Regions from separate parts of the Homo sapiens genome. Here region 2 is linked to region 1. Evidence: chromatin loops called from intact Hi-C (ENCODE). Cell type or tissue: CD14-positive monocyte. All regions are shown on one strand. Links, peaks and the distances in the headings refer to the core of each region. The heading gives the core; the rest is flanking DNA. Region 1 overlaps CHST15 (carbohydrate sulfotransferase 15). Region 2 overlaps LOC105378536 (a long non-coding RNA gene).

Evidence for each region. Hi-C counts contacts between places; a loop is a spot of excess contacts. Peaks named below come from ENCODE experiments on the same cell type or tissue, not always from the same donor. Only the 100,000 strongest peaks of a DNase experiment are listed, where the experiment ranks them.
Region 2: a loop joins it to region 1, with 2.2 times the contacts of the local background. A loop is called at or near these places in 4 of 110 quality-filtered maps.

Annotation. Positions count from the first base shown.
Region 1 is chr10:124,023,460-124,028,834 of GRCh38, forward strand. All of the region lies in intron 5 of CHST15 (carbohydrate sulfotransferase 15), which reads right to left. Among named protein-coding and RNA genes, the nearest start is that of CHST15, 67 kb to the right of the region's middle. RefSeq lists enhancers at 2,015-2,184, 2,890-3,886. In CD14-positive monocyte, for the core only: a CTCF peak has its summit at 2,426 (motif pointing right); DNase peaks (open chromatin) are centred at 1,912 and 2,442; H3K27me3 peaks cover 349 bases.
Region 2 is chr10:124,142,666-124,148,040 of GRCh38, forward strand. The region is part of intron 1 of LOC105378536 (a long non-coding RNA gene); the gene reads right to left. Among named protein-coding and RNA genes, the nearest start is that of CHST15, 52 kb to the left of the region's middle. In CD14-positive monocyte, for the core only: no CTCF peak of the experiment used is centred there; DNase peaks (open chromatin) are centred at 486, 1,286 and 2,636; H3K4me3 peaks cover 2,450 bases; H3K27ac peaks cover 4,278 bases.

The DNA of each region.
Region 1 (5,375 bases), core at 97-5,096:
GGGCAATGGGAGTGAGAACCTCTCTCAAAAAAAAAAAAAAGAGGTGTTTTTATCTTCAACAGAACATTCAGGGTGTGAGTTTCCTACTCTTTTTTCTCCTCTATCTCTCCTTGCAGCCCTTTTTGTCTGTTTTCAACCTTCCTGCCATATGTCCCACTCTCTTCTTGCACACACACCTGCATCTCTGGGCCAAGGGTGAAACTGGGCTTATGAAAAACATGGCCTACGTGGCTCCACAGGGTCACACTTCTCTCTCCTCAAAGCTCTATACTTTCTATTCCTTCAACTTCTCCAACCTGGCTTCCCCTCTTTCCAGGGAAGGCAATTCTGTGACTCTCATTCTGCACCCATGCATCCAGGTATCTGACATCCATATTTCCGTCTTCGTTTTTTTTTTTTTTGAAGCGGAGTTTCGCTTTTGTTGCCCAGGTTGGAGTGGAATGGCGCAATCTCGGCTCACTGCAACCTCCGCCTCCCGGGTTCAAGCAATTCTCCTGCTTCAGCCTCCTGAGTAGCTGGAATTATAGGCGCCTGCCATCACACCCAGCTGATTTTTTGTATTTTTAGTAGGGACAGGGTTTCACTGTGTTGGCCAGGCTGGTCTCGAACTCCAGACCTCAGGTGATCCACCCACCTCAGCCTCCCAAAGTGCTGGGATTACGGGCGTGAGCCACCACGCCCAGCCGCCATCCATACTTCCAAACGCTCCCAGACCTTCAGCCACATACTACCCTGCAAAAACTGTGCTCCCTTATAGCAGGGTCTGTTGCAAATGCGCCTTCTCCACTGCCCTCCCCTCTAATTGAGGTCATGATATGAGGAGCAGCATTTCTTAGGGACAGGCCCAGAAGCTATCCACCTCCGTAGCCCACCTTGGCACATCGGGTGCCTCTGACACAGCCCTCTAGAATTCATCCACGGCCAATGTCCACAGAGGACACCTCTTGGAAGTCTTGAGCAGTTTGAGATCTACCCACAGAGTTCCTAGAATCAAAACACCCACCGGAACAGGAGTGTTCCATCTACCACAGCCTGGCCAGCCAAACTGTCCAAAGAGACAGTCAGCAAAGGGGCTCGGTGGCCACTGAGTAGATTTCCCCAGATCCACACTCGCCTGAGAATATTCCCCAAGACAACACCACATCAGCTTATTACTGGTGTCCCCAACATCACCTGTGCTATTTTCCTTCTTCAGAATTAGAAGACACATCAAAACTGAAACACGGCATCTGTCGCCATAGGGTCGCTCATGGTTACTATGACCTAAATGGCTGGTCAATAAGTGCCAAAATCAGACACGCGTGAACCTTCAAGCAAGGTTTGGCTGTGTGCACTGAGGGGTGCCAGGTGGCAATTGGTCTGAGGGGTACCCTTCCTGGCTCACACATTTCCTATGAGTCCTGTCAATAATATGGCTCAGCCCAAGAAACTACGTCAATGAAAAGTAACAGATGCTTCTGAAACTGTCATAAAATCCCACGTTAAATAAGTATTCGAAGCCCAGTTTTTACCAAAGATGCCCACAGAACTACCCAAATTGTTTGGTGGAACTGGAATTCCATCACATAAATTACCTCACACAAACCCAAACACTGGCTGAAGGTTTCCATACTGAGAATTTTCTTTGTGGTAATAACATTTCTTGCAGATATTTGGCTCATAAATAAAACAAAAGCACCTAAGCTTGTCTTGATTTTAAATACAAAGTCACTTCATGAGGAATCTGCTGATTCCATACAATTCTTCAGAGATCAAGAAGTAATCCCTAGGAAAAACTGGGACATACCTACTGTTCCAACCAGGCAAGCCCACCCCTAGCAGGTGAAACGGCTGATTTTCATCTGTTTGAGGTGGGTTAAAGTGAACTCACTACCTCACTTCCTGTGAGTCACATGTACAGCCTTTGAGAGCCAGGCCACGCTCCTTCCTCGGCTGGATGAAAAGAGACTCCTTTGGCCTCTCAGTCACCTCTGGGTACTTTGGATCTGCTCAGAGAACTGGCAGTGGGCTTTGGGAGCCCCTCGAACCCCACTGCGAGAAACTATGCTGGGTCCCTGGCATCCTGCTGTGTCACAGACATCTGAACAGGGACTAGATTCACCACAAGCCATGGCCACCATCTGGATTCCGTAGTTGGATGGATAGTGGACACCAAAGAATTATGTCCAAGTCTGAAGCCCAGCCCCTGTGAATGTGACCTTTCTTGGAAATAGGGTCTTTGCAGATGTCATTAAGTGTAGGATCTTAAGACGAGATCCTCCTGGATTTACGGTGGTCCCAAATCCAATGGCAGGTGTCCTTATAAAAAGAGGAGAGGACAGACAGCACCACAGAAAGACGGAGACAGAGCCTGGAGTGCGGCGTCTATGAGCCAAGGAACGCCAAGGACTGCTGGAGGCCACCAAGAGCTGGGAGCAGGGGACGGCTTTTATCCCTTAGGGCCACCAGAGGGAACCAACCCTGCAGACATCTTGATTTAGGACTTCTGGCCTCCAGAATCATAAGAGACTACATTTCTGTTGTTTTAAGAAGCCAAGTTTGTGGTGATTTATTATGACTGCCCTAGGAAACCAGACAGATTTTAAACCCCAATTCTAAGGAAGACCAATTACTCCAAGGAGTTATTTTTGCCAATACTTCTCTGCCACCCTGAGACCCTGGAACAGTGGCCCTGAGGGTAGGGGAGGACTGGGGTCATGTGGCCACATTTCCCAGAAGGAAGCATGAAGGAAGGCAAATGCGGACAGGAGCACTTCCCTTCAGGGGAGCACTCAGACAGGGGAGCACTGAGACGGGGGAGCACTCTTTGGGTTCTCCCCAAGAATTAAGCGAATGCTTCCTAAGATTGTCTTCAAGTAACAAAGCTATCATTTCCCCCTTGACTACTCTCCAGGGGAAAAGAGTGAGTTAATAATCTTGGGTGGGGGAAAGCCACTCGGATAGGTTAAAGCCACTCAGAAAATGCTGAGAACAGCAAACATATCAAGAACAAGTATCCACTGGACGTCAAAAGGCCAGACAGGCACACTGTGGAACAAGATGAAACGTACAGAAACAAACTGAAATGTCTACCTTTTAGTCTTCAAAATCCACTATCCCATGAGGAAGTGGGGGAAGGAGACCAATGTAATGGAAAACACACAGCTCACGATCAATCATCACAGAACTGCAGGGGCACGGATGCAACCCCAGGATGCATTAACAGGGGCACGGCATGAGGAATGTGGGAGGGTGGAGCCAGGCGACAGGCAGCTCACGGCCTCAGCGGATGCTTGCTTTCAGTGCTGGGCACCAAACCTGGCTGCTCTCCCTGGAGATGCAAAAACTCAGCAGGAAGGAGCCCAGTCCCGAACTCCTGAAGGACTGACCAGCGGGCAGAAGGTTCGGGAAGAAAGCCTGGTTGCAGGCAAGGGGAAATACCTCCAGTCAGGGCAGGCTAACACGAGGGGATGGTCCTAGAAGGCAGGAGCAGCCTAGGCTGGAGGGAAGGAGGGCTCCAGGATAGCGTGGGGGCCAGGGGACATCATACCCTCCCAGCCCTGAGTTTCAGGGCTGCCCAGCCCCCTCCAGCTGAGCCACCTCATTTTCTTACTCTCAAACCATCCCGAACAGATGGGTATTACATTTGGCCAGGACTGTTTCCAACGACAATTCCAAATATAAGTCCAAATGCATTCCAGGCCTTCTGTGCTGCGGTTATTTTAGAAGGCTGTCGGCGCGGCCCCTCACACTGGGCCCGTGCTCATGGGGTACTGCTCAGCCCCTTTCCTGTGCAGTGCAGGGGTCCTGGGACCCCTGGAGGAGCGGTGGGATGGGAAATGTATGTTAGGGGGCATAGGGCTCCATCAATCCAGTGCCTCTGAAAGTGACCATGTCTCTCCCCAAGGGACAAAGGAGAGGCCAGCAGTGGCAAGGCCCTACTATGTAAAATCTGGATGATTACAGCCAAGACCACTGCTGGATTCATTCAGGGACACTTACAGCCAAGACCACTGCTGGATTCATTCAGGGACACTTACAGCGTGCTGTTCTGAGCCAGCGAGCAGAGGTTGGTGAGTTGATCACTATTAAAGCAGGAGCTGCTGCTGCTCCTCCCGCCAGGGCTCTGTGTGATTGCTTTCCGGGTTTAGTACCTGCAATGTTCTCAGTTTCCACTCCTGATGTGGATGCTGGGGGGTAGGGAGGGCCACCACCACCATGCCCTGTACAGGGTGCTGCATGCATGCTCTGCGTCTATCTTCACAACCCCATAATGAGATGTGGGCCACCCCATTTTACTGGGGGAGAAGGCTGACACTAGAGAGGTTAAGGAGTTTGCCCATGGTCACGCAGCCCAGGAAGCTCCAGGGCAGGGCTGGGACCCAAACAAACCCAGGCCTGCCTGACCCCAAAGCGCCTCACCCAGCTGGATGTGGCCCCTGCCCTCCGAGCTTAGGCAAGGAGACGAATCCACGGCTGACTAGAGTGGGTGCTGGCCGTCTGCACTGATAGTTTTCGGGTTTTGTTTGTTTAGGTGTTTTTATTATTTTAGGTGCACGGTGATTTGGAAGAGAAAGTCAATTCTTCTCCAGAACTACTTAATAAGTCACAGGAGACTGATAAACAATTACAAATGTAATAGAGTGGCAAATAAACACTTAGGATAAACGTGAGGAACTCCAATGCCACGGTCGGGAACAGCAAATGTGTTTACGGAACATCACATCCGGCATCTAGAAAAGTGACAGCAACAGCAAAAGGGAATTCAGGCATCTATCATGAAGCCGGAACACACTGCGGGATCTTGTATCTCTTGGAAAAGCTAATATTCCTTGGTGATCGCAATAGCTCATTAGAGTTTGATGGTTCCTGTTCCTAAGTGATGATGTGGTTGTTCATCGGCCTGGCCTCTATGTGGAGAACTCTGCAGGACCTGGCTCCAAGGCCACTAGTTTGGGAAAACCTCTCCCCATAGTGGGTTCCTCCTCCTTTTGTATTTTTGTTCATATCGTTTTTATATTGAGAAATGATCCACGTACCGTAGCATCCACCCATTTAATGTGAACAATTCGCCAGTTTTTAGTATACACCACACAGCTGTGTGAACACCACCACTCCCCAGTCCCAAGATGTTTTCATCACCCTGATGAGCGACTGCTGGTTCTAACACAGCAGTTCCCACAGGGACTCATGTCAGAAGTCACTGAGATCACCCAGCTCAAAAGGCACCCAAACGCACAAGCTTCAATCTCAGCTTCAGCTCAGACAAGGGCAGGCGCTTGGTGGCCTTGAGCTCTGACATGTCCTCCAGTTACTGCTCCACGTATGGGACTTCTCAGAGGGCCACCTTTGAGAAAAGATCCCAAGCTGGTGCTGAAGTTGCAGGCGGCTGGGAG
Region 2 (5,375 bases), core at 207-5,206, 120 kb after region 1:
TGGGCTCAGTCAGTACAGGGTTACGTGCAGCCCTTCAGAGCTGGGGTGGCCATAAAACCAACTAGTGCAACTCCTCAAATCATAGCAGAGGCCCAAGAGGGCAGGTGCCTTGCCTAAAGGCACAGCAAATCAGTTGCAGAGCTGGGGGTCTTCCTCCTTCAACCTCTGCCCCTTGGCCATCCCCCAACTCAACTGATTATCTGCTGAAACATGAAGTTGGCAGGTTTTTGTTGTTGTTATTGTGTTTTACCAAGGCACTGATCACCTGAACTTCTTGCTCGGCCAGTCTTTATTCCCAGCCACTGACACTAGAGATATGCTCAGGTAAGGCCACCAGAGGCCGGGGTCGAGGGATAGGGAGATGAAGGAGTCGTTACTTCCTCTTTCTGATCTCCTTTCCATAGACTCACCCAGTGAGAAACCTAAAACAGCAGCAACTTGTGAGTCAGGGATGTGTGTCTCATCCAAGCCTCCACCCAGGTCTCGAGGCCCTGCCCCAGCATCCCTGTCTACCAGCTGCCCATCCTGCTTGGATACAGCCAGTAACAGGGAGCCCACTCCCACAGTGGGGCTCAGGCCACCGCCCTCAGCTCTGTCCCCACACATCCCCTGTCAGTGTCACAGAGACCATAACTGAGTCATCCTTTTAGAGGTCCCTCTCTAGGAGAGCGTGAACTTGAGGAACTGAGGAAGATGGCACCATGCCCTCTTCACGGCTTTATCCTAACTCCTGGTTCAGAGATGTTGCTTACAACAGAATACCTGAAACTGGGGGATTTATAAAGAAAAGGAATTTATTTCTTACAGTTTTGGAAGCTGAGAAGTCCAAGATTGAGGGGCTGCATCTGGTGAAGTTCTTCTGGCTAGTGGGGACTCTCTGCAGGGTCCTGAGGCAGCCCAGGGCCTCACATGGGCTGAGCACGCCAGCTCAGGTCTGTCCTCCTCTTCTTAAAAAGCCACCAGTTCCACTCCCACAGTAACCCATTAATCCATTCACCCATAATCCATGGATAGATGAATCCATTCATGAAGGCAGAGCCCTCATGACCCATTCGCCTCTTAAAGGGCCCATCTCTCAATATTGCCACATTGAAGATTAAGATTCAACATGAGTTTGGAGGGGACAAATATTCAAATCATAGCAGTTGCATCACACACATTTCACTAACAAATAGTTATTGCTGTTTCCCCCAACCTCCAGTCCTCATTTGTCACGTCTCTGGGCCTCAGAGAACATTCGATTTTCCACAGGAAAGTTCACGGAGCATTGCAAGAGCGTTTGGTGGCCCTCTGAGTCATCTCTTCTCCTCACGGGACATCCCAGCATCTTCATGGATCCTCAGAGGCACGGGGGGCCACCCTGACCACCCTCCTCAGAGTGAACCTCTGTCTATGTGTCCTTCTTCATATGTGGTGGCCAGAAACCAGATCATGTGCACAGAACAGACAGGCTCTGGTACCATTGTGTGTGTGTGTGCCTGTGTGTATCTATGTCTGTGTGTCTTTGAATGTGCCCATATATGGGAGTTTGTGTGTGTGTCTTGGTGACTATGTAAGACTGCATGTGTGAATGTGAGAATGTGTGAGTCTGTGTATTAAGTGTGTGTATGTATGTGTGTGAGTTTTTATAAATATATGAGAGTGGGTATGTCTGTGTGGATGTGTCTGTGTTTGTATGAATGTGTTTGAGCACGTGTGTGTGTCTATGTGTCTGTGTGAGTATGTGTGAGAGAATGTGTAAGAGTGTGTCTGTATGTCTATGTGGTGTGTATGTTTGTGTGTCTTTATGCAAGAGTCTGTGTGTGTGGATGTGGATGTATGAGAATATGAGTCTGTATGAATGTGACTGGCTGTGTGTTGTGTGTGCACATCTGGTTGCCTGTTGGTCTCTGAGTCCTCTCCCAATGTCCCTCAGAGGGAAGACTGATGGGGCCACTCTATGGACGGCCCGTGTGAGGAGACCCCTCAGCAGCCCTGAGTGAGGGCCTGGCACCCGGGAAGTGCTCGGCAGCTGTGAGCCATTACCGTATCAAGATTTGTGTGTATTTAGTGACAAAGGCCCCTGTTGCGTTTCTATTTCCTGCAGGAAGAGTGATTGCAAAGTGGGGACCTGGAGGCAGCCAGCGGGGAGTCCTGAGAAGTACAAGACCCAGAGGTCTATTCAGAGAGAAACCAAACAGTCCAGAGACGTGGTGGCCACATTCCCCTCAGCACTGTGAGAAACAACTCTGTTTTACAGATGGAGAGAGGAAATGGAATCCCGGCACATGGAGTGAGGGCAGAAATAAAGATACATCACCCCGCCCTTCAGAAATCAGGGGAAGGGTGGTGCCAGGGAGTCCTTTCAAAGGCCTGGGATCACCACATGCAGGCAGGACCATGCCACATCTCCCCGCCTTTGGGTGGTCTCGACAATGCTACAGGGCCTATGTTACAGACGCAGAAAGCTCAGAGGGGTTAAATGACAACTCGGTCACACAGAGCTCCATCAGCAGTGCAGCCGGAACTCACACCCAGGTCTGCTGACTCCAGGACCAGTGTTCTGGGCCCCAGAAGCCCCCGTGGGACTTCCTGTGCACACTACCCAACAAAATGAAAACATCCTCAGCTGTCCCTGTGTGTGAGGCAATTCACATCCTGCTGCCAAGTGTTGCCACCAAATCTCTCTAAATTGGGCAATTAGCAGCATGATTTGTGAAATGAGGAACAGGATATGCTTTGACCCCTTGAACTTCTTCCCCACTGAACTCTCCAGTTCTAGCTGAGCTTTTAGTTTTAAACGTGGGAGTGGGGTGGGGCAGGAGAAATTTCCTTAAACCAGCGTTTCTGCCAATAGCCACTTCCTGGGGAACCATCTCTACCTGGATGGTTGAGGTTTCAAAACTAGATTCCAGCAAAATGAAGACAAGGCAAACTATGAACTGGAAAAAGTCAGTAGACCACTCACCGCCAAGGGTTGAGAGTCTTAATAGAAAAGTGTGCTTAGAAGATGACAAGCAGGAAAGCAGGCCAAGCGTATGAGTGGGCGACCTCCAGTGAAGAGATGCGAATGGTCATCCGCACAGGGAAAAAATATCAGCCTCACAATTGCTACATAGAGCATGTGGGAGCCCATGGATTCGGACAGAGCTCCCACACAAGGCCCAAGGCCTCACCAAGATGAAGTTACATGTCACCCAACTGAAGTTATCTGACACGCTGAGAAATTGGGAGAGAGACAATAGCCAAATTCCCAAACAGTCCAGTTTTAGCCAGCATCAGGGAAGTCCTGTCTGCTTTAACCCTATAAGGAAAGTCACCACAAAGTGATCAAACTGTTCTTTGTTTCTGTTTCTTTAGCCCTTTTCTGCCTGTAAAGTCTGCCTCCTCTGTTCCACCCATAGGAGCTCCTTCCTATTACAAGAATGGGATGCTTCCCCGTTCATGAACCACAAATAAAAGCCAATTTGATCTTTAAACAAAATTTGTTGAAATTTTGTTAACACCATTAAAAAAAAAAAAAAGGCAAATTAAAACAGTAGGATGTCATTTTTCTCCTAATAGATCAACAAAGATAAGACCTAGCCCAGTGAGGAAGCGAAGAAATGAGATCTCCCTAGATTAATGCTGGGGTTGAAATTGGCACAGTCTTTCTGAAAGGCCTTTAAGATGTGGGTAAATTTGACCCTGTAACTATTTTTAGACTTTATCCTGAGGGAATTGGTCAAGATGTAGGTGGAGATGAATATACAAAGATATTTATTGTGTTGTTACCTATAATATTGGGAAATCTGGAAAAAATACCCTAAATGTCCACTAATAAATTACTACTCAGGAAAATTACAGTAAACCCATATGAAGCGATACAACGCCACTGTTAGTCATTCCATGGCAGTGGAATCTTTGACTCCAAGTCCAGTGTCCTCCCACAAAGAGAGGCTGCCTCTCAAGTCTGTCCAGAAAGTGCCTCCACCTTCCAATGGCTGTGAACAGCTGGGGAAGTGTCAGTGGCTAACTCCCATGAAATGGTGAACATGAGGTTCAGGGCTGGGAAGAAGAGCAGGGGATGTGGGCCAGAATGTTTCACTAGCATCCAATTTGAAGCCACATGTTTCCAAATATGAGGCTAATTAAATAACTCCATCATGTACTTGCATATTTTACCCTTGTTTACTTCATTGTCAACCCCACCCCGCCATTCTGAATAGGTTTTATGGCCCATGTGGAGAATAGTGTGAAGAGAGGCCAAAAGTCTTGATTCTCTGACACCTATCAGCTGTGTGATCGTGGACCACTCAGAACCCAGGCACCTCCTCTGAAATAGCCCCTGGCTAAGGGCCTGGTCTATGCAGGTGTTCACCAAGTGGCTGACATTGCTAGTGGCTGGTTTCCCCCTCTACTTTCTTCCCTAGCAGCCCTCTGACTCTTGGGGGCTCCATGATTTTCAGCAGCAATAGCATCCCAGAAAGCTGGGGGAGAGAAGTTTTAAAAGTCCAGGGAAGTTCGGGTAAGCAAAGACCACCCTTTTCCTCCAGCCAGTGGGGCTCCCTGCTCTTTGAGAGTTCTAAGCACTTGCATGCTGTGCTACCTTGTAGTAGGGGCTGCTGGTGCCTCTCCCAGGTCTCCTCTCTCTACCTGCTTTTGCAGGCAGCACCTGGAAGCTGTGAGGCTGGCCTGCTAACAGCTCACAGCCTTCCCCACCTCCAGAGAGGTGAAGCTTTACCTGGGAGGCTATGCCCACTCATAGGCCAAGGCCAGTGCAGGAAGGACCCATGGAAGGAAGGATAGATGGGCCTCCCACTCAAGGTGACTTCAACACTGTAATCAGCTCATACCCCACCACCCCCACCCCAAGCTCCCCAAGCTCTGGAGCTCTCCAGCCCACCCCACCACCTCCTGGGGTTCAGGCAGAAACAGGTCTCCAGCAGAGGCCACCCCTTTGCTTAGCTCCTTTCCTGCCCATCACTCTTCCCTGAGAGCTCCTTTCCAATAAACCACTTGAATAAGTCTCTGTTTCAGGCTCTGCATCAGGGAACCTGCCCTAAGACCAGCTTCAATTCAACTTTCCCGGAATTTCCTGGACACTTCCCCTGCAAGACGCCCTGCACCAGAGCTGGGTGATGAGAAGTCCCAGAGTCATTCTTGGGGTTTCTGTTCCCTGACTATAGTGTCCAAGATGGTCAGAGCTGGAACAAATGGTAGATAACATCTAGTTCAGGGTTTCCTGAGCATGCTCTGAGGAACATTAATCCCAGACTGGTGGGGGAAAAGGGAATCTGCCTGCAAATGAATGTAAGGAATTCTGGATTAAAAGTTAAGTGGAGCTCTTTACTGTAGCCCTGCCCATAGCCTTTAATATTCAAATGAGACCTAGAATTTTAGGGCTGTGTTTCTCA